Regions from separate parts of the Homo sapiens genome. Here region 2 is linked to region 1. A link is a contact called in ENCODE Hi-C or POLR2A ChIA-PET data. All regions are on one chromosome and are shown on one strand. Each heading gives the region's core, a stretch centred on a gene start or an enhancer-like site at or near the end of the contact. The rest is flanking DNA. Distances are from core to core; before and after follow the strand shown.

Evidence for each region. Hi-C counts contacts between places; a loop is a spot of excess contacts on that map. ChIA-PET counts read pairs that join two places held with the same protein, here RNA polymerase II (POLR2A). Pooled maps may share reads with other maps.
Region 2: a pooled map shows a loop between it and region 1 (5-fold over the local background). The contact joins the promoter of CORO1A here to the promoter of ASPHD1 in region 1. A Hi-C loop is called at or near these places in 1 of 50 pooled maps. POLR2A ChIA-PET finds 5 or more read pairs at or near these places in 2 of 52 experiments (Caco-2 and Panc1).

The regions. Positions count from the first base shown.
Region 1 is chr16:29,898,221-29,902,983 of GRCh38, forward strand. It overlaps ASPHD1 (aspartate beta-hydroxylase domain containing 1), which reads left to right and starts at 2,268. Exons shown (of 3, transcript NM_181718.4): 1 at 2,268-3,700. The coding sequence starts at 2,752. It overlaps SEZ6L2 (seizure related 6 homolog like 2), which reads right to left and starts at 1,330. Exons shown (of 18, transcript NM_001243332.2): 1 at 721-1,330. The coding sequence starts at 799. RefSeq lists enhancers at 1,228-1,522, 3,289-3,993 and a silencer at 1,886-2,315.
Region 2 is chr16:30,181,068-30,185,830 of GRCh38, forward strand. CORO1A (coronin 1A) reads left to right here and starts at 2,535. Exons shown (of 11, transcript NM_007074.4): 1 at 2,535-2,658; 2 at 4,142-4,340. The coding sequence starts at 4,143. CORO1A-AS1 (CORO1A antisense RNA 1) reads right to left here and starts at 3,721. Exons shown (of 2, transcript NR_186359.1): 1 at 3,437-3,721; 2 at 2,326-2,704. RefSeq lists enhancers at 1,288-1,397, 2,816-3,356, 3,357-3,898, 3,899-4,438, 4,439-4,763 and silencers at 2,118-2,227, 2,368-2,827, 2,858-2,967, 4,338-4,437.

The sequences.
Region 1 (4,763 bases), core at 1,018-3,517:
TCATTGAACACCTTAGCTCTTATGGACCCTGGACAGCGCCAGCAAGGCAGAGGGGTCGCCGGTGCTGCCTTCCCTTTCACCTCAGTGGTGATCTCCCCCCAACCCTGGGGCTCTGCAGAGGATCTGGCCGCACCTCCCAGCCCTTGCTTCCGCAGTGCCTGGCTTTCTCTCTGGGTTTCTGTCTCTGCAGTGTGGCTGTCTTTTCTCTCTCTCTCTCTCTCTCTCTCCCCCCCACCCTCTCTCTCTCTGGTCCTCTGCAGTCTCTGCCTCCTTCCCTGGAGTCTGGCTGGGGGTCAGAGTGGGGGACTGAAAATCTGGTCTTTGAGCCCTGCCTCTGCTCATCTGTCTTTGTCCATTCATCCAAGAACAGTTGTGTGTACAGCGCCTGGCATCTCTCTCAGCACCTCCATCTCCCACCCAGGTCCCTCCATGCTTCTGCCGCCTCCGCAGACATCCCCCCAACTTTCCCAGCCCTCCTTCTTGGATCTAGCCCCTGAGACACTGCTAAAAGCTTCTCTCATTCATTTCTCTGCCTTCTCAATATTGAGGGTTAAGGGGCTTCGGGTTCAAGCCTGAAAGCTCTGGCTTGCCCCTTCCCCATCAGCTGTGCCTCTCCCCTCCCCCATGTGCTCGGAAGACCCAGGATATTAAGAGAAAGGAGGGTGGAGGACCCCGCTGGACGCCTTCCTGGGGCCCACCCCCACAGTCTCATGTCCTTACCCTGGATCCAGGGACAGCTCAGCAGAATTAGGAACAGCAGCTGGGGAGGCGGCGGGTGCTGGGCCCTGGGAGTCCCCATGGCGACTCACCCCGATCTCTCTCCTCTGTGCCTCTCTAAGTAATCTGGCTGCCACCTTTCCTCCGTCTCCGTTTATCTTTCCCTTTAATTGTTTTTTTTTTTTTTTTTTTTTTCCTCGTAGGAGTCAGCAAAGAAAGACAATTTCTCTGCCCCTTGGGATGGAGGGGCAGAATTGGGCTAGGGGTCGCCTGGAGCCCACCCCCCTTTGCTCAGTCTCCTCTGTCCTCTTCTCGCGGCTCTGTGGTGGAGGGGGCGCGGCTCCGGCTGCAGGGGGTGGGGCCGAGAGGGCCGAAGGGGCCGGGTGGCCTGGGTTACCCTCCTGCTCAGGCGCCTGGGTCCACTGGGCTGTCTGGACCCCAAGCTAGGGGACTGGGGAGGAGAAAGACAGCTTCTGGGGGTTTAGGGTGGGGTCGAGGATCGAGGGGGTCTCCACTGGGCTCTAGCGGGGCTTGTCGGGGAGGGGAAGGGGTGGGTTGGGGAACTGGGAGAGCCGAAGCTCGGGCACTGGAGCTGCGGGAGGGAGAAGCTGAGAAAGGTATCGAGCCCACGTCAGATCCTGGGGACGGGCGGAGGGAGGGGCCTGGGATTTATTTGACGGGGAGGGAGGAGGAGGAAGTGCAGATGGAGGAGGGAGGGATCATACGAGCCAGGGCCGTAATCCTCACTCCCGCGGCCCCTAGGGGAGGCAAAGGAAACTCTCTGGTCCCAGCAGTAATTAGCCCCCTCCGCCTGCCATTCCAGCACATCTGGAATCTGAATCTCCTCTTCCCAGGGTGCCGAGGGGCTGCATAGCTTGGTTCGCGCCTGCTAGGCCCCCAATTATGCCCCCTGTTCACATTCAGACCTCCCAAGGGGCTTCCCTTCCCCTTTTACAGTAGCTCGGGTGGAATGGGCTCTCCCTCCTCCAGGGGAATAGAGAGCTTCCACGATTGTGACAAGTCTCGTGGGTGACGGGCCGGGGTTTGGGGAGGAGAGACAGACCCCTCCTCTTCCATAAACCCTGACCCCGGCCAGCTAACAGGCGGCCTCGGCTCTGATTTTCCCTCCGGAGCGCCCTTTTCAGCACCAGCGGCGCGCGGACAGCTCCCCTCGCCCCGCCGGGGCGGGCCCGGCCCGACGCCGCCCGCGATTGGCTGAGGCCGCTTTCGGTGTTTGCCAGGCTCGCGGGCTCCCGGGCTGCCTAGGGCCAGCGGGAGTCACAGGCCGACCGACCGACGGACCAGCCGCCCGACGGACTGGCCTCAGCATCCTTGCCCGCAGTCCCGGGCGCCTGCCCAGCCGTCAGTCCGCGCTCGCCCCGCCCCTCAGGCCCCGCCCCTCAGGCCCCGCCCGATACGACCCGCCCCTTCTTTCGCATTGCGGGACGGCTGGAGGCTGGCACCGTGGCCCCTGCGCCCCACGTGGCGCCCTTTCCGGGCGGGGGGGGTGGGGAGGCACCTCCAGCGACAACTCTCCCCCCTCCCCCGGCACCCGGCTGATTTGCTGTGCCACTGGGAGGGTTCGGGGGTGGCTGAGCTGAGAGGGCTCCGGGAAGGAGTGACGTCAGGGTGAGTGGGAGCCCAGGAAGGAGCGAGTAGGAGAGAGGGAGCGAGAGCCAGGCAGGACCGCAGGGTCGGGGCTAGTGAGGAGCGAGGGCAAGGAGAGAGCAGTGAGGCCGGAGAGAAAGAAGCTGCCGCGGAGGAAGACAGGCTGCGGGTTCCCGGGACTGCAGGTCCAGGCAGGGTAGGAACCGCTGCCCAGGGGAGCTAGGAGGAAGCGGGGAGAGAGAGCGAGCGAAAAGCGGGGGTGGGGAGGAAAGGGGGAGATTGAGGTGGGAGAGAGAAGCAGAGCGAGAGAGAGGAGGCTGCTGGAAGGAGAAAGAAGAGGGTGAGGAGGCGACAGAGGGAGAGGAGGAAGAAGAGGTAGAAGGAGAGAGAAAGGGGAGAGAAAGGAGAGAGGAGGGTTGGAGGTGCATGAAGGAGGGGAGAGGGAGCTTCAGCGTGGAGAGAGGACCGCGGAAGGAGAGAGAGACAGCCCAGAGTGGAATGTGGAAGGGAAACAGTCCAGCGGGGAGCCAGGGGGCAGCCATGGAAGGGACAGGTGGGGAGCTGGGGGGACAGGGGAACTGGGGTCCGGAGGACGCCCCAGGCCTCTTGGCCAGGGCCTCCCTGATCATGCTCCCGTGGCCACTACCCCTGGCCTCCTCGGCCCTCACCTTGCTCTTCGGGGCCCTCACTTCCCTGTTCCTCTGGTACTGCTACCGCCTGGGCTCCCAAGACATGCAGGCCCTAGGGGCTGGGAGCCGAGCTGGGGGTGTTCGTGGTGGGCCTGTGGGATGCTCGGAGGCCGGCGGGCCAAGCCCAGGGGGTCCTGGGGATCCCGGGGAAGGACCTAGGACGGAAGGCCTAGTGAGCCGGCGGCTTCGGGCCTACGCAAGGCGCTACTCCTGGGCTGGGATGGGTAGAGTGAGGCGGGCAGCTCAGGGTGGCCCAGGCCCTGGGAGAGGGCCAGGGGTCCTAGGTATTCAGCGCCCAGGCCTGCTTTTCCTACCAGACCTGCCTTCAGCCCCCTTTGTGCCGCGGGACGCCCAGCGGCACGACGTGGAGCTCCTGGAGAGCAGCTTCCCTGCCATTTTGCGGGACTTCGGGGCTGTGAGCTGGGACTTCTCAGGGACTACCCCTCCGCCTCGGGGCTGGTCCCCACCTCTGGCCCCCGGGTGCTACCAGCTCCTGCTGTACCAAGCAGGCCGGTGCCAACCCAGCAACTGCCGCCGGTGCCCGGGGGCCTATCGGGCACTGAGGGGGCTTCGAAGCTTTATGAGTGCCAACACCTTCGGCAATGCCGGCTTTTCCGTTCTCCTGCCTGGGGCCCGGCTCGAGGGCCGCTGTGGGCCCACCAATGCCCGGGTCAGATGCCATCTGGGTAAGTAGCTGCCGCCTACTGACAACCTCCTTGCCTCGATGATTTCCCCCCCAGACCCTTCTCTCCGCCAGAGCCGTCTGCTGTCTGGTTCTCATTGTGCCTCTCTTCTTCCATGGCTCCCTGTTGCCACCCACAGCAGCATTTCCTCAGCCTCGGTTATCTGCACACCACCTTCATAAGCTTTGCCGTGGTCATTCCCATCTGTACTGCGTTTCTTCACCTTGGCTCTCCCCCCGACCTTTTGTTCTACGTATTTAAAAGAAATATTTATAGCACTATCAGTATTACTTGCCCTAAATAGTACTCATAAAAAGCCTGGACAACACAGTGAGACCTTGTCTCTACAAATAATAAAACAATTAGCCGGGCGCGGTGGCCCATGCCTATGGTCCCAGCTACTGGAGAGGGTGAGGTGGGAGGTTCACTGGAGCTCAGCAGTTTGAGGCTGCAGTGAGCTGAGATTGTGCTACTGCACTCCAGCCTGGGTGACAAGAAAGTACTCATAAACACAAGCTGAAATTTAAAAAAGAAAGCTTTCAACAGTCTAGAACATTCTAGTTAAGTGCTCTAGTCTCTCTGATCCTGAAGCCTACACTTTTTTCTTTTTTGAGGAGTCTCGCTCTGTCGCCCAGGCGAGAGTGCAGTGGCACGATCTTGGCTCACTGCAAGCTCCACCTCCCGGGTTCATACCATTCTCCTGCCTCAGCCTCCCGAGTATCTGGGACTACAGGCACCTGCCACTACACCTGGCTAATTTTTTTTTATTTTGTATTTTTAGTGAAGACAGGGTTTCACCATGTTAGCCAGGATGGTCTCCATCTCCTGACCTCGTGATCAATCCGCCTCGGCCTCCCAAAGTGCTGGGATTACAGGCATGAGCCACCGTGCCTAGCCCTACACCTTCTTTTTTAAAAGGGTTGGTGGGGTGTCAAAGTTACAGTAGCACCAAACTGAGATTTTTTCTTTTTCTTTTTTTTTTTTTTTTGAGACAGGGTCTCACTCTGTCACCCAGGCTGGAGTGCAGTGGCACAAACATGGCTCACTACAGCCTTAACCTCCTGAG
Region 2 (4,763 bases), core at 1,285-3,784, 280 kb after region 1:
GCTGAAGGCAGTGTGTGCTTCAGTTTCTGCATCTGTAAAATGGAGATAGTATTTGCTACCCAGGGGTGCTATGAGGATTACATGAACATAGTATAGTGTCTAGAACAGTGCCCAGCACATAGTAGGCACTCAATAAAAGCCAGTTATTATTCCTGTCACTTCTGTGGGAGACGGCACATCAGAGTACCCACCTTATCTCGGTCTAGTCCCGTCCAGTCGCAGGCCTTTGAGTACAGTACAGCCCTAAGGTTTTTACAATTGAATAATCTATAAAAGATTTACAGATTTATTGTCTCATTTGAGCCTAGTAACTTTTTTGTTGTTGTTGAGATGGAGTCTTACTCTGTTGCCCAGGCTGGAGTGCAATGGCACAGTCTTGGCTCACTGCAACCTCTGCCTCCTGGGTTCAGGCGATTCTTCTGCCTCAGCCTCCCGAGTAGCTGGGACTACAGGCGCACACCACCATGCCCAGCTAATTTTTTTTTTTTTGAGACGGAGTTTCACTCTTGTTGCCCAGGCTGGAGTGCAATAGTGCCATCTCAGCTCACTGCAACCTCCGCCTCCCAGGTTCAAGCAATTCTCCTGCCTCAGCCTCCAGAGTAGTTGGGATTACAAGCATGCACCACCATGCCCGGGTAATTTTTTTTTTTTTTTTTTTTTGAGATGGAGTCTCGCTCTGTCACCCAGGCTGGAGTGTAGTGCCACGATCTCGGCTCACTGCAACCTCCGCCTCCTGGGTTCACACCATTCTCCTGCCTCAGCCTCCCAAGTAGCTGGGACTACAGGCGCCTGCCACCATGCCTGGCTAATTTTTTGTATTTTTAGTAGAGAGGGGGTTTCACCATGTTAGCCAGGATGGTCTCCATCTCCTGACCTCGTGATCTGCCCGCCTTGGCCTCCCAAAGTGCTGGGATTACAGGCGTGAGGCACTGCGCCCGGCCAGAGCCTCATAACTTTGTGAGGTGGGCAGTTCAAATCTTATTAATTCCCCATTTACCAATGACAAAATGAGGTTCAGAGAGATTAGCCCTCTTGGCCAAGATCGCACAGCCAGTCAGTGGCAGAGGTGGGACTTGAACCCGTCCCTTGCTGTTCCTTGAACTTCTCCACACGACAGGGCTGTCCCTCAGCCTACAGGTCACCCCTCTAGCCTTGCCTGTTGGCTCTTCCTAATCCTTTCAGGCCCAGCCCAGATACTTTTTAAACAAGAATGATGAGAGCTAACTTTTTTTAAAATGAGACGGTCTTGCTCTTTCACCCAGAGAAGACTGGGTGATAACAGTGGCTCAATCTTGGCTCACTGCAGCCTCTGCCTCCAGGGTTCAAGCTATTCTCATGCCTTAGCCTCCTCAGTAGCTGGGATTACAGGGGTGCATCACTACACCACGCTAATTTTTGTATTTTTAGTAGAGATGCGGTTTTACCATGTTGGCCAGGCTGGTCTCGAACTCCTGACCTCAGGTGATCCGCCAGCCTTGGCCTCCCAAAGTGCTGGGATTACAGGCGTGAGTCACTACGCATGGCTGAGAGCTAACGTTTATTAAGCACCCGCCACTTTCTAGATGAGGTCCTTACTGACTTCCTTGGGTTATTTTAGGTAATCATCCCCATACCTCTTACGTGGCAGGTATGACTGTTACAGAGGGAGAAACCGAGGCTGAGAAAGGCTAAGTAGCGGCCACACCTCACTCAGCAGGTGACAGGCTGCGGTCGCACTCATGACATAGTCTGACTCTAGAGCAGGCCTTTCCTGCCCGCTGTTGCTGCCTCCAGAAGCCTCTCTGAATCCAAGGGTGGGAACTATTCCTCCTTGCCCTCGAGCCTTCGCCAAAGCCAGGGCTTGGAGCGGCCGTGGGCTCCTCCTCCTTCCCCCAGGCTGGGCTCTTCAGGGGCGGAAACCTGCCTGGCTTGCCTGCCTTGCTCGACCCTGTAGCCCCTGGCACGAAGTAGGTGCCCGTGATGCCGGATTATTTCAGCAGGAGGGCAGGGGTGTTCCCGATGAAGCCAGGAGATCCAGGGAGGAGAAGCGACTCCCGGGGCCACCCATGCTTAGATCTCAGAGCCAGGCAAGAGCCAGGTCCCGGGGGTCCAGGAGCGCGCTCGGGGCTCCTCCTCGCCCGCGCCCCCCGCGCCCCTCGCGCCCCCCGCGCCCCCCGCGCCCCCTGCGCTCGCGTCTGCGGGGCCGGGAGGAAGGGGCGGCGCAGCCGGGCCGGGGCGGGCACCGAGGCCTGGCGGGCGGGCCTGGGGCGCTTTCGTGCCTGCCAGGGAAAGGCTGGCGAGGAGGCTGGGGGCGGACGCAGGGAGGAAAGAAGCAATGGGGTGCTCTTGCGTTTTGACATTTTAAAAAGAAGTTTAGATTCGCTTCCCGGAGCCGGGATGGCAGCCTGCGCTATGGTTGGGGACCAACGTGGTGCACGGGCAGGGGCCGGGGAGAGAGGCGGCCGCAGCGGGAGCCCGGGAGCGCAGGGCGGGCCTGGAAGAGCTCCGCCCCAAGGGGCGCGGCCACCCCGGAGGCGGGCGCACGGCTGCTTCTCATTCATTGTCTTGACAAGAGCATCTTCAGCGGGCGAGTCCCCGGCTCCTCCAGCTCCTTCCTCCTCTTCCTCCTCCTCCTCCACCTCCGGCTTTTGGGGGATCACTGTCCTCTCTCGGCAGCAGGTGAGGCTGGGCCTGGGAGGCGCGGGTGGGCCGGGGCGAGGGCCACCTGTGGGGCGGCGCGCGCGTGGGAGCCGCGGGCTGCGGGGGCGCGCGGCTGTCACCGCGACCCAGCCAGCGCCGGGGCCAGGTAGCGGGCGCAGCAGCCCGTGGGGGGACGCTGCTTGGAGTGGGGGCCGCCGGGGCCCCAGAGCGCTCTGCGGAGGCGAGGGCTAGGGACCACCGCGGCCAAGATGGAGGTGGGTGGCCGGGGGTCAGCACAGTGTCGAGGGCCCGACTCCCCACGGAATTGAGTCTCGGGGAGGGTGGGGACGAGGGCAGGGTGGGGTGAGCGGGGCAGCTGCCCTGGGCTTGGAGACAGGAAGGGGTTGAGAGCAAAACAAGAAAAGACCAAGTTCCCCTTTCCGTGGTTTCCGGGCCTGGTACCTGTGGTGGGGGAGGAGGCAGGGTGGGGCGATGGCTTCCTGTCCCCCACCTCTGGTCCGGGGCTCCCCTCTCTCCAGATACAGGCTGCTCCTCAAGACTGGGGCTCTTCACATACGCTCCTCACCGCTCTTTGGGCAGGCCGACCTAGCAGCCTCTTCGGGAGTCCTGGGGTGGCCGGGGGTGCTGGAGCCCCCAGTGAGTAGGCGAGGCTGAGGCTAGGGGCAGAGGCTCTGGGCATGGCACCCTCCAAGCGGCAGCACAGGCCCCTTCCCTGAGCAGGAAGGTGATGCGGTGGCACAAGGTCGCCCCTGGAGTTCCTTGCTCCCCACCCAGACACTGGGGGAAACCATCCTACCTGGACCTCAGAGCAGTCGGAGTGGCCTCTCCCTTCCTGTGTGCAGTTTACATGGGGGTGGAGATGGCTCTTAAGGGCACCTGCTTTTCTGAGCGGAGGCGAGAGGCAGAGGTATGGGGAGGAGGAGATACCTGGACCTGAGCCAGAGACCTGCTGGGGAAGCTATCCTGCCGCCTCACTCCCCTCAGGCAGCCCCCACGCCACTTCCTCCTGTGTCCAGCCCCATGCCAGCAGGCGAGGGAGGCCAGCTCCTGTCCCTGCCTTTAGGAAGCGCTGTGTGGGTGTGAGGGAGGTGGGCTCTGGACACGGTAACTAAGAGAGAACCCACCCTCGGAGCCATCTGGGCTGATGACGCCTGAGTCTGAACCATTAGGAAGGACGGGCTCTGCATCCATCAGCCAGTCAGTCAACAAACATGCAGTGGGGCAACACCACGCCAGGCTCTGTTGCAGAGGCTGAGGGTACAGATTGAGAGGGTGGCTCAGAGTGGCCTGGGGCCAGGGAGAAGGGGGCTTGCAGGTTAGAGGGAAGGAGAGGCTGGGGAAGGCAAGCAGGCATCAGCCACAGAGGGAAGAATAGGGAGCCCCTGGAGATGATGCTGGGACCTTAAAAGCCAGACTGAGGGGTGTCCTGGGGGAGGTGGGGACCACTGGAAGATCAGAGTTGACCTGAAGGGAGAAATGCTCTTATGCTGTGTGCCCCCAGAATGAGCCGGCAGGTGGTCCGCTCCAGCAAGTTCCGCCACGTGTTTGGACAGCCGGCCAAGGCCGACCAGTGCTATGAAGATGTGCGCGTCTCACAGACCACCTGGGACAGTGGCTTCTGTGCTGTCAACCCTAAGTTTGTGGCCCTGATCTGTGAGGCCAGCGGGGGAGGGGCCTTCCTGGTGCTGCCCCTGGGCAAGGTGAGCCCCTGGGGCCCTGGGGGGAGCAGCTCCTCCACCGGACCCATGGCTCTGTGCAGGTCCTGATTAGGTGACGGTCACCAGGCCTTCCAGGGCCTGTGTTGCCATCTGGAAAACTGAGCTGGGCCCCATGAGCCTTACACTTCCTCCAGCTCCTCTGTGCTGTGGCTGTGTGGAAACTGACGCTCAGAAGGAGCCAACACAAGATGGGTCACACCAGTGACCAGGACTACAGACAGTCCTGCAGACCCATGATCAGCCCTCCTGAGCCTCAGCCTGGGGCTTTCTCCCCATGGAAACACAGAGGGGGTTGGGATGGGGTCTGGGGGCCCTGGCAGCGTTCTCAGGGTTGGGAGGGACTCTGGCTCTGGGCCTGTCTGAGGACCTAGCAACTCTGTCCCCCAGCTCGCAGGCAGGGATGAT